Linked DNA regions of Mus musculus: all the other regions are linked to region 2. The links are chromatin contacts, found by Hi-C or POLR2A ChIA-PET in ENCODE. All regions are on one chromosome and are shown on one strand. Each heading gives the region's core, a stretch centred on a gene start or an enhancer-like site at or near the end of the contact. The rest is flanking DNA. Distances are from core to core; before and after follow the strand shown. Region 1 holds the start of Chrnb1 (cholinergic receptor, nicotinic, beta polypeptide 1 (muscle)). Region 2 holds the start of Eif5a (eukaryotic translation initiation factor 5A). Region 3 holds the start of Dlg4 (discs large MAGUK scaffold protein 4).

What was found. A loop is a pair of places that touch in the nucleus more often than their neighbours do. ChIA-PET counts read pairs that join two places held with the same protein, here RNA polymerase II (POLR2A).
Region 1: POLR2A ChIA-PET joins it to region 2 with 10 read pairs in embryonic stem cell. The contact joins the promoter of Chrnb1 here to the promoter of Eif5a in region 2. POLR2A ChIA-PET finds 5 or more read pairs at or near these places in 5 of 5 experiments (Patski and embryonic stem cell).
Region 3: POLR2A ChIA-PET joins it to region 2 with 26 read pairs in embryonic stem cell. The contact joins the promoter of Dlg4 here to the promoter of Eif5a in region 2. A Hi-C loop is called at or near these places in 2 of 37 maps with a recorded cell type or tissue (heart and v-Abl transformed pro-B cells). POLR2A ChIA-PET finds 5 or more read pairs at or near these places in 4 of 5 experiments (Patski and embryonic stem cell).

Annotation. Positions count from the first base shown.
Region 1 is chr11:69,793,884-69,798,303 of GRCm38, reverse strand. It overlaps Chrnb1 (cholinergic receptor, nicotinic, beta polypeptide 1 (muscle)), which reads left to right and starts at 2,367. Exons shown (of 11, transcript NM_009601.4): 1 at 2,367-2,482; 2 at 2,570-2,709; 3 at 3,291-3,335; 4 at 4,045-4,154; 5 at 4,312-4,420. The coding sequence starts at 2,425. Fgf11 (fibroblast growth factor 11) reads left to right here. Exons shown (of 5, transcript NM_001362623.1): 5 at 32-2,236. The coding sequence ends at 102.
Region 2 is chr11:69,918,620-69,922,892 of GRCm38, reverse strand. It overlaps Eif5a (eukaryotic translation initiation factor 5A), which reads left to right and starts at 1,507. Exons shown (of 6, transcript NM_181582.4): 1 at 1,507-1,730; 2 at 3,557-3,742. The coding sequence starts at 3,578.
Region 3 is chr11:70,015,536-70,019,688 of GRCm38, reverse strand. It overlaps Dlg4 (discs large MAGUK scaffold protein 4), which reads right to left and starts at 2,486. Exons shown (of 22, transcript NM_001370675.1): 1 at 2,456-2,486; 2 at 2,169-2,267; 3 at 1,863-1,903. The coding sequence starts at 2,474.

The DNA of each region.
Region 1 (4,420 bases), core at 1,118-3,617, 130 kb after region 2:
CCTTGCTCCTCTCTCTCTCTCCCCTCCACAGTGGCCATGTACCGGGAGCCTTCTCTCCACAGTGTTCCTGAGACCTCCCCTTCCAGTCCCCCTGCCCACTGAGATATAGTCCCTGGACTGGAGGCTCCCTGCTCTTCCAGTGAGTCAGCCACCGCCACATCCTGTGTCCTAGCCCTGCGCCGGGCCTTGCCGCTCTCACCCCTGTTGCCACACACATGCCCTGAGCAGTCAGGTCTCAGCAGGTGCTGCACCCTGTGGGAGCTTCGGGGCTGTCAGGGACCTCCGGAGTTGCTGAGCTCTTAGATCCTGGGGCCCAGGAGAGGTCCCAAGATGGGGGTGCCTGAGATGACCCTGCCTGATCACTTCTCTTTTTTCCACACTAATTCCTACCCCTTAAGAGAACACCCATTTTTTTTCCTAAAAGGCACCGGGGTTCCAACACTCAAGGCAGGAAGGTAATACTCTTCACCCTGGCTGAGCCAGTCTCTGAAGCCATGTCCTTCTTTGCATCGTCTCGAAGCCATAGCTTTCTAGGTCGGTCCACTGGCACTCAGAATGCATCTCCTTCTCTCTCTGCTCTACCTTCTGACTTGGTCTGGACAGGTTCTGATAGAGCTGGTCACCCCAGCCAGGCAGGGCCATCCCTATGTTCTGTGTTGGAACCCAAGTATGTATCCTTTCCACGTCTATCCTTGTCCTAGATGGACACCTCCCACCCCTGGCTTTAAAAAAGAGGCCCCCTACTGTAGCAATTGGCCTTGGTCTGAATTGGGACCAGTCTCAGGTCACCACTGATTAAACCTTCTTATCCCAGAGACACCCAATTCTAGAACGTGGTATTCTAGACCTTTCTGGAGCCATACTTCCTCCTGAATCTCAGTTCTAGGACATAGCCCATGACTCTCAGCCCTTTCTTCCCGGATGGAGCTAGGGCCTGTATAGCCATATTATTGTACTAGAGTAAGTTCTAGACCTACCCTTCCACTTTCTCTAGCAATTAAAGGATGAGCTATGGGTAGAACTCAGCTATGATTAATTAAAAACTGATTGGCTCTGAGCTGTGCTTGGTGGCACACACCTGTAATTCAGCACCCGGGAGGCTGAATCAGACAGATCCTGAGTTGGAGGCCATCCTGGGCTACAATAGCAAAACCCTGTCTCAAAAGCCAATACACACACACACATACACACACACACACACACACACACACAGAGAGAGAGAGAGAGAAAGAGAGAGAGAGAGAGAGAGAGAGAGAGAACTAATCAGTACTGAACGGATCAAGAACCACTTCTTGCTTTTCCTAAATAATTTTCTAAAAATAGTCCCTCCAGAATACTAACCTTACTTTTACATGGTTTCTAGTTTCAGCATTCCAACTAGGGTTCTGCCAGGGAGACAAGAGTCTGGGGAAAGATACAGGAATTCTGGAAGAATATACCTGGCTCCTAGAAGGGAAGCTGAGAGGGAGAAAATGCCATGGTATGATTGAACCTGTGTCTGAACACTTAGCTACCTCAGCAGGAATTCCTTCCAGATCCCTTTTAAAGCTGAGGACTTTCGTTCTGATATGGTATGCTGCATCTGTGAGGTAAAGGAGAGGAGGAGAATCAGGAAATAAAAGGCTAGCCTGGGCTACCTAGTGAGGTCAGGGCCAGCCTAGGCTATGTGAGACCCTGTCTCAAACAACAGGAAGCTAAGGTCTACAATGAGAATAACTCTAGAATTAAAAAGGACAAATAGGGACACAGCCTTGACTCCCCCTCACAGCAGAGAGACCCCCAACTCAGCAATAAGTTCAACTTCTCCGAGCCCTCTACAGGTCAGGCTTAGGAAACGAGGAGCCTCTTGGGCTCCCAGACCTCATATGTATCCCCAGAGCTTCTAACTAAATAGAATTTACTTTACTTTACAGCTTTTAAACCTCAGGTGGGTTCTAAGTACCCAAAAAGGACCTGAAAAACGGAGAAAGCCATGGGGAACCTCTAGTAAAATAGGAGGTAGATTCTGAGTCTAGCAGATGTAGGTGGAAACGTCTATTGAGGTCCTAAGGGAGGGGCTAGTGCTCAAAGACAGGTCACTTTTCCTCAGGCCCTTTTACTTCTGGCTTGTTGCAAGAGATGCCCCCCTCCCTCATACAAACCCCGCTCAGGCTCCGCCCATCTCCTGGCACTGCTCTCAGGGGACGGGGTCTCCACTTCATGCTTTCTGTAATTAAAGATGATTTATACAACCGGAGTGTTATCTGACATTTGTGAGTGGAGGGCGACTGCAGTTGCTCCGGGCGGGACCAAGTCCCGAGGGCGGGGCGGGTGGGCTGGCGTCTGGTCCCCCGACAACAGGTGCACATTCCTGGGCGCCTCGTCACTTCCCCTGGCCTGAGGCCGCTATCCGGACAAACTTCACTGAGCGAAAGAGGCAGGGCCATGGCCTTAGGGGCGCTGCTTCTGCTTCTAGGGGTACTCGGGACGCCCCTCGCCCCAGGTAAGTCAGTTTGGGTCTCCAAGAGGCAGTGATGAGCAATGGTCACGGCCAGCCCCGGGAGCGTCACTTAGTGCTTTCCTTCGTCAGGCGCCCGCGGGTCGGAAGCCGAAGGCCAACTGATTAAGAAACTTTTCTCCAACTATGATAGCTCGGTGAGGCCGGCGCGGGAGGTGGGAGACCGCGTCGGGGTCAGCATCGGCCTCACCCTGGCGCAACTCATCAGCCTGGTGAGAGCGGCACTGCGGGTGGAGTCGCTGGGCAGGACCGACTGGGGGCGTGGCTTTAGACGCTGCCCAGAAGATCGACAGCCTGGGGGCGGGCGGGTTATGCTAAGAGGCAGACAAGCCTTTGGCGGTGATTGGGTAAAAATCAGACCAATGAACTAGTTCATGGGCGAGGCCTCTATGATAGGTACAGAATACTGTTCTGCTAACTCGCCTGTGGGCGGGTTTTGAGGCGGAGCTGGGGCAGAAGGACCTGCTACCGGGAGGACCTCGAGGCGGGGCTGTGTAATATTCTAGCAAAGTCCAGCAGAGCTTGGTACCTAAGCAGTCAATAAACAACTCTGAGCGGAGATTCAGAGTTGTATCCATTAGACGCCGGGCGTGGCCCGTGACTTAACCTCGACGTAAAAGAAAGGAAAGCAGGCACCAAGGCTGGTGTTTCGAGATTGATATGAGATGGAGTTTGCACCCAAGAAGGTGCAATTTAGAGAAAGGGACTAGAGATTCCATGGAGAAAGTAACTCACCGAACCCTCGTTTCCACCCACTTCATTTCACTTCTGCCTTTTAACTTTTCCATTCTAGAACGAGAAGGATGAAGAAATGAGCACAAAGGTGTACTTAGACCTGGTATGGAGACCTCGTGGGTTAGGGAAAGGCACCCTGTTTCCTTTATATTAATCTCCTGGAGTCCTCATCCCAGTAAGATTTTTTTTTAATAGTAACTCACAACGTACACATATAATAACTGAAACAGAATTTTCGATCAACAAATTTAAGATACAAGTTTGGGGATCACTAATTTGAATTCCCATCCTTGAAAGATCCTGAACTGCATGCAGGTTGAACATCACTTTAGGGTGGCTAGTTCAATCTCTTCAGTTATTTCTTAAATTATTCTATTTTTATTTTATGTGAATGGGTGTTTTGCTTGCATATGTCTGTGAAGCACATGCATAACTGGTGTCCGTGGAAGCCAGAAGAGGGCCCCTGTTCTCCTGGAACTAGAGTTACAGATGTTTGGGCCTTCCACGTAGGTGCTCGGAATCTATTTTGGGTCCTCTGGAAGAGTAGCCAGTGCCCTTAACCAATGAGGTATCTCTTTAGGCCCCTTCTTCGGTTTGAGACTGAAAAAAGAGAGTTCAGTCCAGGGCTCGGGACTGGGCGGAGGAAACCAGTTGACGTGAATCCCAGACAGTGACAGCATAGCCAGAACCTTTTTTCCTTTTCTCAGCCCTGTGCTTCTCCCCTTTGCACCCTCTTCCTGGCATTCTTTCTGACACCTCAAGCCTCTCCCAGCCCTTTAGCCTGAACAGCCCTTTAGCCTCTGCTTCCTTAGGAGTGGACCGACTACAGGTTAAGCTGGGACCCCGCAGAACATGATGGCATCGATTCTCTCCGCATCACTGCTGAATCCGTTTGGCTCCCTGATGTGGTGCTGCTGAACAAGTAGGGTCTTTCTAAAGCCTGGGCGGGGTTGAGGCATGAGGGGATTAGGGTAAGCCATGGTGTGTGTGTGTGTGTGTGTGTGTGTGTACCATCGGGGAAGGGGCAGGGTCTCCGGGGGACAGATCCAGATCCCATATGAAAAATCTCTTCCCTTTAGCAATGACGGAAATTTCGACGTTGCCCTGGACATCAATGTTGTGGTATCTTTCGAGGGCTCTGTGCGCTGGCAACCCCCTGGCCTGTACCGCAGCAGCTGCAGCATCCAG
Region 2 (4,273 bases), core at 258-2,757:
TCAGGAAAAGTGACTGAAAGATATAGGGTGGATAGTTCTACTGTGCTACACAAACACGTAATAATTCCAATTAAGTGCTTGCAAGCGTTCCAGTAAGTTGGAGATTAAGATATCATTTAATATCCTTACTTAGTGGTAAAGAAATTAAAAGTACAGTAATTTGAAGTGATTTCTCAAAACTATAGGTGGCAGTGCATGCCTTACATCCCAACACGAGAGGCAGAGGCAGGTGGATCTTAAGGCCAGTCTGGTCGACTGAGTGAGTTCCAGGACAGCCAGAGCTACACAGAGAAACCCTGTCTTGAAAAACAACAACAAAACCACCACTACCACCAAAAAGGTTTAGATTCCTAGACCAGATTTTTTTGTTTTGCTTTTGAGTCAAGAATTCACACTGTACAGACCAGACTGGCCTTGAACCCACCTGGCTCTTACAGGATTAAGGGAGTGCTCCACCACGCCTGCATTATCTAAGGAGTAGGAATCCTGATCGCTCATCTTTAGATAACGTCAAAGTAATTTAATATTGCACTGTTTTGTTTTTTTCTATTCTCCTGCTCCAGTTTCTCAAACTCAGAGATTACAGGCATCATAAATTTCAAGACCAACTTTATGTGCTGGCTTTATAACAAGTCTCAGCCTCCTAGCGATCTGGCAATAAAGTCTGTGTCGCCTGGTCCAGAGCCACTCTTCTCATAGGGAGTTTGATTTTGGAAGAAACATTAGACATTTCCTTTTAGAAACCTCAAGCCGACCTGGGAAAACAATCGGAAACGCTATGTAGTTCTCTTTATTTAGGATTTAGAAAGGAAAAGCTTCTATGCGAACCTTAGGAATCAACACTAACCAGGGTTTAGACAAGATGGTGGCTTGTATCGGATAGCTCTGGATACTGAAACTATAGCGCACAAGTTGTGTAAAGTACCGAAGCCGGGATGGTTGTAATCCGACCACACTAGCGTGAGAGCAGAGTCTCCCACGGAAAGCAGTCTCTTGAGCACGTGCAGAGCTGGGACAGCGATTCGGAGAAGAGCCACACACCTAACTAGAAAGGTTCTCAGAAACGTGTTTGTGAGTTGTTCAATTCCAGTTAAAGCCGAGGTGTGGCGCCTGCTCAGACGCATGCGTTCTTGACGCCGCAAGCAGCACAGTGGCGTGGTCTTTTCAACACCCCGCGTAGGGACGACGTCTGAGGTGGAAGGGGCGTTTAGGATTCCTAACACGCATGCGTTGAGACCCAGGCGTTTCCTTCGGAGGGTGTGGAGTGCAGGGTTCTGTATTGCGCAGCCGCAAGGGTTGCCCGGTAGAGCGAGCTGTCGCTCAAGGGGAGGGAAGAAGAGGTTGAAGGGATTTAAAAAAAAAAAAAAAAAACCCGGTGCGCCTGCGCATTGCCGACTGGTTGGAAGCACTACGGACTGGAAAGGGGCGGGGTCACGTGTGTGCGTCATCCGATGGGTAGGTGGGAGAGAGGGTGGAGATCGGGGAGGGTCCATGCGCTTGCGCAGTGCGGGGGTGGAAGGTGGTGGAGCTACCTAGCACGCTTGCGCGGCTGTCATAGGGCTGCTTGGTTGGTCAGTGGGGAGTCGGCGCCTGCGTACTAAGACCCGTGTGCAGCAGCGGCGGCGGCGCTAGAGGCGGCGGCGGCGGCGGCGGCAGCACAGTAGCGGGTTCGGAGGCAGCAGTTGGGCTCGCGGCGAGCGGACCAGGTCAAGTCAGTGCGTTCGCGCGAGGTGAGAGCGGGCAGGGCGCGCCTGCGCGTAACCTCGGTTTGAGCTACGAACGAGAGACGGAACTACGCGGGGGTCGGGGAGGGGGGCAGAAGGGAGCGGCGGCTGTCGCCGCACGGGTTCGGTGAGGGAGCGGCGCGAGGTGCGGAGAGGCGGGTGCAGGGCCCGGTTGGCGCGAGGGGTGACGGTTGGGGCCGGCCGGGTGACGTTGGAGCGACGCAGGGCGGGGGACGGCGAGCCGCGAGGCCGCCACGCGGGAGAGGCCGCCAGGCGGCCACGCCGGGGCGAGGGCCCGGGGCCAGATCGGCCCAGACAGGGCAAAGGCTCCTGTGCGGTTGAGGACCGGCGCTGCGCGGCCACGTGAGGTGGGGGAGGGGGCTGTTAGGTGAGGGCATGTGGAGGGGGTTGGCGGCCGGCGGGGGGAGGGGAGGCGGCATGGTCCTGGCCTGGCGCAGCTTTGGGGCAGGGGCAGCCGTAGCACCGGAAGTGTTCCCCATTGGAGGCTGCCCTCGGGGTCCGAGGCCATGCGGCCGAACGTTGACCGGGGCCGCATGGCTGCACGGGGACCCCTCCCCCCTGGCCCGGGCCACCGGAAGCCCCGGGCGACCACATGGTGGGCGCGAGCCGGCAACCCTCAGCGCAAGGAGCTCTGGTCTTTTTTGGGTTTCTCCGGAGCCTTGGATTTTGGCGTGCGGGAGAGACCCTACCCTTGGGTCTCACTCATCCCGCAGGGCCCGTTGCAGGCATATGTTAGTGTTCCCCAGCCTCATGGGCCTCTGGAGCTCATCCCTCAGTCTTCATATGAAGTGAGACGTCCAGCCAGATGTAAGTGGTACTGCTTTGCTGGGGAAACCGGGAAAAGTGGGGAAACTGAGGGCGATTGGACTGATGCCCAACTCTTTCTCGGCCCATGCCGACAGCGCCTGAAAGTAGTGAGCTTCTAGTTCCCCTGCGGTGATCTTCGATCTTCACCATGCCAGTGCCTTCCCTGTCGTGTTTTGTTTGGGAGTTACTGTGTTTTAAAGTCCTTTACTCTGCCAGCCTAGTACGATTTCTATTACTACTACGAATCTTTTGCTTTCATTTTATTGTCATTCACCACCCCTCACTTTCTACTGACTGTACAGGCTGGGCCTGAAAAGCCGACAGGACTGGTGCATCCTGGGAAAAGTGGGAGGGCCATCGACAAAAGGCTGAGTTCCCTTCGGGAACTGAGATCGAAATGTTTGGCAGTGGGATCCTTTAGGAAACTACTTTCTCTCCCTTGACTGCATCTGCAAGTGCACGTTGGAGGCGGGAATCCCCCAAAGAGGCCTTGTGGTTTCCTGTACCAATGACTGGCTTGTGTGTGGACAGGGTGGGGGGGTGGTGTAACAACTGGGTGGGGCCTTGTCCTCCGTCTCCACCCCTCCATTAGCCCCGCCCTTCAGCTGGCTCATTGCTGCTCACCTAATTATAGTCCTGGCAGAGTGTGGGGAAGAGGGGGTGGTTGGTTTCAGTGGCGAGTAACACCTGAGTCCTACTCGCTCCCGGGAAGTAGCCCTTTCCTCATCTCTGGGATTTGGCATCCCAACTCCCAGGAGGCTTCCTTTCCCTAGCCACAACTTTAGATGTCATTGTGGGGGCCCAGGGGATCCCCAGCTGTTTTACCCCCAATACTCAAGCTCTTCAATATGTTTGACTCCAGTTTCAAAGCAGGAAATGCAACTTTATTTAGGTGGGTAATGAATGAAGGGGAAGTGGATCAGTGTTTTAGGGAGGAATGGGATAGATCAGCGATCTCATTTAACCTCCATCGTTACTGACCCTAGTTCTCTTCTTGGCTTTAGTTGGAATCGAAGCCTCTTAAAATGGCAGATGATTTGGACTTCGAGACAGGAGATGCAGGGGCCTCAGCCACCTTCCCAATGCAGTGCTCAGCATTACGTAAGAATGGTTTTGTGGTGCTCAAAGGCCGGCCATGTAAGATCGTCGAGATGTCTACTTCGAAGACTGGCAAGCATGGCCATGCCAAGGTTAGAATCACCTCTCAACATCTTGCCTTCCCTGCAGCTCCCACACCCCTAGGACTCTGGGCAGTGAACTGTTGGCTCTAGTCTTGACCCCTTTTGCTGTTTTCCTTTTGTTCAGCACCCAGTTTTTTGCTCCAATTTAAAACTAAACTGTTCCCAGTTTCTTCTGTAGGGTACCTGTCATGCTATGTTTTTTTCCTCCCTCTTTGTGCTAGTTTTCTTTTGGTTTGTATATTCAGTTTCTTATTCTTGACCTTGGGCTCCTTGTCCAGGATTTCTCCAGTCAAGGACCCCTCCTCCCAAGGCAGCATTCTTGGGGTGCTCCAGTCTGCATTCTCTAATCACTGCTGCTGCTCCTTCAAATTCTGGCTTCCCCTTTGGGGTTGTGATAAATCTCAATGTCCTCTACCTTCTGCTGACTGTCCACTGTTCTTTGGTTTACTTAAGACGGCATTCTTTCTCTTAGCTTAGACTTTCTGACTAGTTGAAATTTTTGTGTTATATTTCCTATCCTTTGTTGACATTAAATATAAG
Region 3 (4,153 bases), core at 1,237-3,736, 96 kb before region 2:
CTTAGGAGATGGCAACCTCAGCTGTTGCAAGCTTCTAGCTCCCAGGGGAGTACCCCACATCCTAATCCCACCTGGTCCATTCTCTCAGGTAAGGCTGTATCAGGCCTCAGGCCTCTGACAACTCCCAGGTCACTCTATTCCACATAATTAAACCCTCAATGTACAATTCCCTCAAAGCAGGAGCATCCCAAACATGTCTAGCACAAGATGTTCTACCACCTGAAGGCCCACCCTTACCTGCTAGTTGACACCGCCATACAAGCCAGACACTCACAACCAGTAACCTTTACCCTCATGCCAAGAGACCCCCCAAAAATTGGTCAGTATCTCAAAATGAGCTTTTTTGCCCAGAAAGGAAGACAACCCTCCCCCCCAGCACACTCACATAGCCCACCTTCCCACATATATGAGCAGAACTCCCATGTGAGGCAGGCAGGCTTCTCCTTAAATAAATTGCCCTCAAAACACTGCTGGTGAACACTAAAGCTCACCAAGCCACCCCAAACACCAGATTCTCCATTTCCTTATAGGTACAAAATGATCACTCCAGGAGGCACCTGTGGCCAAATCCATCCTTTTCTCAGATGTGAACCCCAAAACTAAACTGTGACCCCCTCTAATAGATCTTACTTCTGAGGCTCTCACTCCAGTGCCTGCAGCCCTAGATAAGGCCTACCTAACCCTTCTCCACAAATTCATTACCTACTCCCCCTCCCCACGGCTTCCCCATCATGCTTACCTTGGTTGTCACTATACAGAGACAGTCCATGTTGGGGGGCCTGGCCGCGGCGGCGAGTAGGGGGCTCTGACTTCATTGGAGTTTTGTTCCTCCCCTCGGTGGGTTCTCACCCCTCCCCCCTCCGCACCCCACTTTTGCAGGGGGGGCCAGGATGGGGGGAGGGGTGAGAGGGGAAGGAGAAGGTTGGAGAAGAGAAGGGTAGGGGAGCGTGGAAGGGAGGGGGGACCCTAAAAGGGGCTCCCCAGTGGAGGGGAGGGGGCTTGAGGAGCACACCCCGATTCTCAGGAGGGGTAGGGGCACAGGGGGCTGGCAGCCCCGGAGTTCTGGGGCTGGGGCATGAGCTGGGATGGGGGAGGGGAACTGGATTTCGGGAAGCCCCGGGGTATGCGGGGGTCTTGCCAAACGGCCAGGGGCTAGGGGCCGTGGCGGGGGAGTGGGGTGGGGGGGGTTGGAGATGGCAGCGGCCGATGTAGCCGCGGAGCCGAGGAGGGAAGGGGAGAGAGGAGGAGAGAGGAAGCAGGGGGAGGGAGGGAGGGAGCTAGGAGCCAGAATGGGGGGGGTGCCTTGGCAGTGTTAACTCCTTCACTGCTGGCAGGAACCCGGATAATGGGAAAGGAGCTAGAAGCACAAGCAGAGAGGCCCTACGGCAAACATGGAGACCTGGCTAACCTCGGTGATGACAGCAAAGATGAGGAGGATGGAATTCCTCCTTAGAGGAAAAAAGCCCACAGCTGGGAGGGGAGCATCCCTCCTTGGTTGAGTGCAGGAGGGAGGCCATAGCGTGGGGTAAGGGGTTGAGGGAGGGGCTGGCAGTAGAGAATCTTGGGGACCTAGTTCTCCCCTAGGAGTCACAGGAAGAAGTCTGAAAAGTAATTAAGTATGACCTGGACTTCCTGGTATTGAAATTGGGGCAATGCAAGAAAGGGGAGAAGAAAGGAGAAAGGGCATAGGGCTGGCTGCCCACAGACAGCACTGCTGGTGCCCCAACTCCTCAGTCAGTACTAGGGATCATGTTGCCTGGGCCCCTAAGTCTCAGTTTAGAATTAGAAGAATGTACTCTTGTCCCTCCAGTCCTGCCAGCTCAGGCAGTCAGGAAGCCAGGCACCCACCGTCATCACCTTACCTGACTCTCTGAGATACAAGCCTCATAATAGTCCAGGATGTCTGTCACAGGAACAGAATTAAGTCACCCTCCCAAATCCCGGGGCCCTCTGGCCACCCCTGCTACCCCTGGCTTCTGTGTGTCAAGAGAGGCTCCTCCGGCTAGGATGGATGCTGCTAGGAGGTACAGTGTGATGGCTCTATACAAGCGAGAGCCTGGACTAGATGCTCTGAGTATTTCCAACCAGCCTAGAACCTGTAATGCTTGACCCCATACCACAGGCCAGCCCTGTCCACTGTGGCCCCTCAGAACACCAGCCTTACTCACCCAGCAAGGCCTGGAAGAGATCACTGTGCAGCACTGTGAGGAGGGGAGGTGCCCACCGCAGTAGTGGGGGGGCCAGTAGCCAGAGGGCTGACCTGGGAGCTGGTAAAAAAGCAAGTGACAAAGGATCGAGACCAAGCCACTTACCCACTTAGTCATCTAAGGTTTCCCAGCCTTTGTCTTCTTTTTCCAGACACCATGGATAGATTCAGGAAGAGAAGGAGCCCCTGGGCCCCCATCCCAGATCCAGATCACCCCCTCAAAGACCCGGGTTGGTTTTTTTTTTTCACCTCTTGGTCTCTGGGACATCTCTCTTCTCTCGATTTAATCTCCCTAATCCGCCAAGATTGAAGTTGAGCTGCCTTCAGCCTACGCAGTTGTAGCTAGTAAAGTGGACAATCGGTCTAGATTCCATTCTTCCCCAGGTCACCAGGTAACACTTTGCTCCGCATAGTGTACCTTCCCAAATGCCAGGCATAATTTAGCTGCTTTTCTGTGAGTGGGAAAGAGGATTTTATCTAAGGCAGTCCCAGCAACCCAGAGTTAAGCTCTTTTTCTCCCCAGGCCTGACCATACTGAGAAGGGGTCGGGGGCAGTGACATGGCTCACTGAGTAAAGGAACTCACTGCCAAGCCTGTCATCAGGGACCCACATAAATGTGGAGAGAACTATTGGAAGTTGTCTTCTGATAAGGGCTTATGTGAGTGCACACTCGCATAAGCAGACTTTTAGATGAGGTTCAAGACAGCTCAGCAATCAGAGCATGCGTTGCTCTTAGGCAGAGGACTTGTGTTCAGTCTCCAGTGTCCACATACATGGCAGTGTACAGCTAACTGTATGTAATTCCAGTTGCAGGTGATCTAATGCCTTCTTCTGACCTTGGTGGGATATATATATATATATATATATATATATATATATACACACAAAACACTCATATATATAAAAATTTTAAAATAAACCTTTAAAGCCTAAAAAAAAAAAAAAAAAAGGGAGGGCTGGAGAGATGTCTCAGGGGTTAAAAGCACTGACTGCTCTTCCAGAGGCCCTGAGTTCAATACCCAGCAACCACATTGTGGCTCACAGCCATCTATAATGGGATCCGATGCCCTCTTCTGATGTGTCTGAGGACAGCTACAGTGTACTCACATACATAAATTAAAAAACAAACAAACAAAAAAACTAGCCTGGCAGTGGTGGCGCACACCTTTAATCCCAGTACTTGGGAAGGAGAGGCAGGCAGATTTCTGAGTTCAAGACCAGTCTTGTTTACAGAGTAAGTTCCAGGACAGTCAGGGCTACACAGAGAAACCCTGTCTCAGAAAAACAAACCACCACCAACAACAACAAAAACCATACAACACACACACGATGCATTTTGCTCTTCCAGAGGACCTTAGTTCTGTTCTCAGCAACCACGTCGGGAGACTCACAACTTCCCTCCAGCTCCACAGCTTCTGGTCTCTGTATCTATAGGCACTGCACCCATGTGCACACGCTAATATACAGACACACAGAGACACACATAAAGTTCTTTTTTAAAAAAAAGTATTCATTTCCTAAGACTTATGTATTTGGAGTCTTCACTCTAGCAGGGTCTATGTGGCCTCAAATTCATAGTGATCGTGATTTATTATCTCCCAAAGTCCATGAGAGACTAGAGGTGCCTACTACGCGCTTTTAGAAGTGTTTTAAGTTGGTGAAATCTTCTAGATCTCAGAATTCGCTTAGAGTACACCCCAGCTTGAGTCTGCCACCTCACGCCCCTCTTTATTTGAAGGAGAATTTTTTTCCTTATAATCCAGGTCTCTGCATCTGATATTTTCCTTTCTCTCTTTTAACTTTAGCTAGGAAGTCCTCCCTCCAGTCTACCTCCAACCTTCTAGTCATTTAATTCTTCCTTCTCTTATCTAATCTCTTCCCTTTTTAGTGGATCAGACTTTAGTTTAGACCAGCGGCTCTATAGAGTTTGGGAAAGAAAACGGATC